2 separate regions of the Homo sapiens genome follow, and region 1 is linked to region 2. A link is an interaction called in ENCODE POLR2A ChIA-PET data of the cell type or tissue named here. Cell type or tissue: Caco-2. All regions are shown on one strand.

Region 1 (2,500 bases), 120 kb after region 2:
TGTGGAAAACAGTATGGGGTTTCCTCAAAACATTAAAAATAGAACTACCAAATGATCCTGCAATCTCATTTCTGGGTATTTATTCAAAAGAATTGAAATCAGGACCTTGAAGAGATACCTGCCCTCCCATGTTCACTGCAGGTCTGCTTAATACCCAAGATATGGAAACAACCTAAATGTTTATCAACAGATGAATGGGTCAAGGAAATGTGGTCTATACGTGCAATGGAATGTAAAGCATCCTTAAAAAGGAAACCCTGAGGCCGGGCTCTGTGGCTCACACATGTTATCCCAGCACTTTCGGAGGTCGAGGCAGGAGGATCACTTGAGGCCAGGAGTTGGAGACCATCCTGGCCAACATGGTGAAACCCCGTATCTACTAAAAATACAAAAAAAATCAGCCAGGCATGGTGGCGGGTGCCTGTAAACCCAGCTACTCAAGAGGCTGAGGCAGGAGAATCACTGGAACCCAGGAGGCGGAGGCTGCACTGAGCAGAGATCGTGCCGTTGCACTCCAGCCTGGGCGACAAGAACAAAACTCCATCTCAAAAAATAAAAAAAGGAACTCCTGAAGCCAGGCTCGGTGGCTCCCACCTGTAATCCCAGCACTTTGGGATGCCAAGGCAGGAGGATCACTCGAGGCCAGGAGTTGGAGACTATCCTGTCCAACATGGTGAAACCCTATCTCTACTAAAAATGCAAACATTAGCCAGGCATGGTGGCGTGTGCCTGTAATCCCAGCTACTTGGGAGGCTGAGGCGTGAGAATAGCTTGAACCAGGAGGTAGAGACTGCAGTGAGCTGAGATCATGCCACTGCACTCCAGCCTGGGCGTCAGAGCAAGACTCCATCTCAAAACATAAAAGGAAATCCTGGGCCGAGCGCAGTGACTCACGCCTGTAATCCCAGCACTTTGGGAGGCCGAGGCAGGTGGATCACAAGGTCAGGAGATCGAGACCATCCTGGCTAACATGGTGAAACACTGTCTCTACTAAAAATACAAAAAATTAGCTGGGCATGGTGGCGGGCGCCTATAGTCCCAGCTATTCGGGAGGCTGAGGCAGGAGAATGGCGTGAACCCGGGAGGCAGAGCTTGCAGTGAGCCAATATTGCGCCATGCATTCCAGCCTGGATGACAGAGTGAGACTGTGTCTCAGGAGAAAAAAAAAAAAAAAAAAGGAAATCCTGAACCTGGGCATAGTGTCTTATGCCTGTAATCCCAGCACTTTGGAAGGCTGAGATGGGAGGATCAGTTGAGGTCAGGAGTTCAAGACCAGCCTGGGTAACATGGTGAGACACCGTCTCTACCAAAAAAAGAAGAAAGAAAGAGAATAAATAAATTATAAATATTACTCTCTGGGGTTAATGCATTCCCTTCTCCCCCAAAATCAACCCTCCAAACTCCTATACTCTCCTTTCTTCTCACTCAGCAGCCTGTTAGAACTCAAGTCAGATTTTTTGTTTTTTTGTTTTTTGAGGCGGAGTCTCACTCTGTTGCCCAGGCTGGAGTACAGTGGCACCATCTCAGTCCACTGCAACCTCTGCCTCCCAGGTTCAAGCGATTCTCCTGCTCAGCCTCCCAATTAGCTGGGACTACAGGTGTGTGTGTGTCACCACACCCAGCTAATTTTTGTATTTGTAGTAGAGACGGGGTTTCACCATGTTGCCCAGGCTGGTCTCAAACTGCCCAGCTCTAGCGATCTACCCTCCTCGGCCTCCCAAAGTGCTGGGGTTACAGGCATGAGCCACCGTGCCCAGCCTCAAGTCAGATTATGCTCTTCCTCTGCTCAGAACTCTCCTGATTCTCTCAGAGCAAACCCAGAAGAACTTACCAAAGGCCTACAAACAGGACACTACCCGGTTCACGATCGCCTCATCCCTCTCTCTCCATCACTCACAAGCAACTCCTTGCTATTCCTCCAATGTACTGGGCAGGTTCCCACCTCAGGGCCCTTGCAGTTACTGTTCCTCTTGCCTGGAATGTTCTTCCCCAGGGGTCCAGATATCTGCCTGGCTCCCTCCTCACTTCCTCCAGTTCTCTTCCAAAATCATCCCCTGCCAGACATAGTGGCACACTCCTGTAATCCTAACCTTTGAGAGGCCAAGATGGGAGGATTGCTTCAGCTCAGAGGTTCAAGACCAGCCTGGGCAACATAGCAAGACCCCATCCCTCCTAAAAAAAATTAGCTGGGCATGGTGGTGCACACTTGTGGTTCCAGCCACTTGGGAGGCTGAGGTAGGAGGATGGCTTTGAATCAGGGAGGTTGAGGCTGCAGTGAGCCATGTTCCAAATTAGATAGTGGTGATTGTGCAACCTTGCCAATATAGGAAAAACCATTGAACTGTACACTTTAAAAGGGTAAATTTAGCAGGACGCGGTGGCTCACGCCTGTAATCCCAGCACTTTGGGAGTCCGAGGCGGGCAGATCACTTGAGCTCAAGAGTTCGAAACCAACCTGACCAACATGGTGAAACTCCATCTTTACGAAAAATTAAAAAAT
Region 2 (2,500 bases):
TGACTAAATGGTGCTTTCCACCTTCTCACACTGAATTGGGTCCCCCCATGACATCTGGCTCCAAGTCTCACACTGACCCATCGCCCATACGGACCTCTGACTCTTGACCTATACTCTTAGTTTATTTCAACCTCTGAACTCTGGCACTCAGAATAATTGTGAACCTGAGGCTTGAAACCTATGACCCGTAACCTTTGACCCGCCATAGCCCTCACCTGGGATGCAGGGCTGACCTCTCGCCTGTCCTCTAGCCTTGACCCTTCCCCTGATCACAATTCCCATCTCCCTGCCCTTCCCTTAGATCCCACGGAGCACGTGCAGTTCTGGGTGGGCAGCCCGTCCACCCCAGCAGGCTGGGTACGCGAGGGTGACACTGTCCAGCTGCTCTGCCGGGGGGACGGCAGCCCCAGCCCGGAGTATACGCTTTTCCGCCTTCAGGTGACCCACCCAAGGGTCCCTCTGGGATCCACCCCCCAGCCCCTGACCTCTGTGACCTGCTAACCTGCATAACTTCTAATGTGGGACCTGGGAGTCCCCATGGCTTAGGCAGCCACCTGATCTGGTGGCCCACGAACTAAAAGGACCTCTGACCCCTGATTTGAGAGAGTCAGGACTTAGCATGCCACCTGACTTGATGGCCCCTGACCCCTGATTCTGGCTTAGCATGACACTAACCTGGTGGCTTCTGACCTAGCATGAGCCCGCTGAACCGGGGTGGCTTCTGAGCCTGGTTCCTCGTCCCCCGTCTCCCAGGATGAGCAGGAGGAAGTGCTGAATGTGAATCTCGAGGGGAACTTGACCCTGGAGGGAGTGACCCGGGGCCAGAGCGGGACCTATGGCTGCAGAGTGGAGGATTACGACGCGGCAGATGACGTGCAGCTCTCCAAGACGCTGGAGCTGCGCGTGGCCTGTGAGAGCCCTGGGTGAACGGGCGGGCAGGAGGGGCCCTGGCATCAGTGCCTCTGCGCCCTCCTCCCTACAGCCCTGAAGTTGCTCTGTCATCCCAAACACTCTGCCTTCAACCCTTTCTCTGCATTTCTTGGGGGTTTTTTTGGTTGTTTTTTTTTTTTTTTTTTTCCCAGAGACAGGACCTGGCTACGTTGCCCAGGCTGGTCTCGAACTCCTCATGCGATCCTCCTGCCTTGCTCTCCCAAAGTGCTGGGATTACAGGAGTGAGCCACCGCATCTTGTCGAGAGCTCTTTCCATAGCACAGACCTGACCCTCCTCTGCTCAGAATCTGCCATGGCTCCCCAGTACCCTTGGGAGAAGCCCAGGTGTCTCACCATGGCCTTCAAGGTCCACCTGGCCAGTTCCACCATTAGCTAGCTGATCCTTCTCCCCAGTCAAGGCTATCTCCTCATCACCCCCCAGGCTCCTCTGGTTCCTACCTTCACTGCCCATCCTTCCTACCGTCTATTTCTCACCAATCCCTTGAATCCCAGGCTTCTAAGAATGATTTTCAGTTCATTCGCATCCAGGCCCTGGGGAAAGGCTGTATTCTCCCTTGGCACTTCTTACATATCCCTTCCTGGGGTAGACCCTGCGCCAGATGCTGGGGACACATCTGTGAACAAGACAGACCACCCCTGTTATTTCAGTAGGGGAGACAGATGGTAAATGCTAACTAAGCCCTTTCGTAACAGTAGTGTATCTACAGGTGATATCACCAGTGAGAGAGAGCAGGAGAGGGGATTATTTTAGGTGGCAGGTGTTGCAGTCTGCTTTCCTGAGAAGCAGATTCTGACTTGGATGTTTTCAGGCAAGAAGTTTATGGGAAGTACCCTGGGTTCCGCACCTCTTGGGTCTAGGGAGGTAAAGGAAGCAAGATTTGGCAAGGTGAGAAGTTGGACTGAAGTCTAAGGAAGGTCTCAGGCTGGGTGCAGTGGTTCATGCCTATAATCCCAGCACTTTGAGAGGCTGAGGCAGGAGGATTGTATGAGCCTAGGAGTTTGAGGCCAGCCTGGGCAACAGAGGGAGACCCCATTTGCACACACACACACACAAATTAAAAATTAGCCAGGCATAGTGGCACACACCTGTAGTCCCAGCTACTCGGAGGCCCAGGTGGGAGGATCCCTTGAGTCTGGAAGGTTGAAACTGCAGTGAGCCAAGATTGTGCCACTGCACTCCAGCCTGAGCGACAGAGAAAGACCCCGTCTCAGGAAAAATAAAAATAAAAAAGTAGGCCGGGCCCCGTGGCTCATGCCTGTAATCCCAACACTTTGGGAGGCCGAGGTGGGTGGATCACCTGAGGTCAGGAGTTAGAGACCAGCCTGGCCAACATAGTGAAACCCCCTCTGTACTAAAAGTTAGCCGGGTGTGGTGGCATGCACCTGTAATCCCAGCCACTCAGGAGCCTGAGGCAGGAGAATCGCTTGAACCCAGGAAGCGGAGATTGCAGTGAACTGAGATCGTGCCATTGCACTCCAGCCTGGGCAACAGAGTGAGACTCCATCTCAGAAACAAATAAAAGAAAGAAAGAGGGCCTCAGTCAGCCCC

What was found. ChIA-PET counts read pairs that join two places held together with the same protein. Peaks named below come from ENCODE experiments on the same cell type or tissue, not always from the same donor. Only the 100,000 strongest peaks of a DNase experiment are listed, where the experiment ranks them.
Region 1: POLR2A ChIA-PET joins it to region 2 with 7 read pairs; 2 of 35 experiments call an interaction of 5 or more read pairs at or near these places.

What each region holds. Positions count from the first base shown.
Region 1 is chr19:44,932,922-44,935,421 of GRCh38, forward strand. No RefSeq gene overlaps it. Among named protein-coding and RNA genes, the nearest start is that of APOC4, 8.1 kb to the right of the region's middle. In Caco-2, no CTCF peak of the experiment used is centred here; a DNase peak (open chromatin) is centred at 1,118.
Region 2 is chr19:44,813,851-44,816,350 of GRCh38, forward strand. BCAM (basal cell adhesion molecule (Lutheran blood group)) reads left to right here. Exons shown (of 15, transcript NM_005581.5): 7 at 302-438; 8 at 754-910. Among named protein-coding and RNA genes, the nearest start is that of BCAM, 6.0 kb to the left of the region's middle. RefSeq lists an enhancer at 1-157. In Caco-2, no CTCF peak of the experiment used is centred here; no DNase peak of the experiment used is centred here.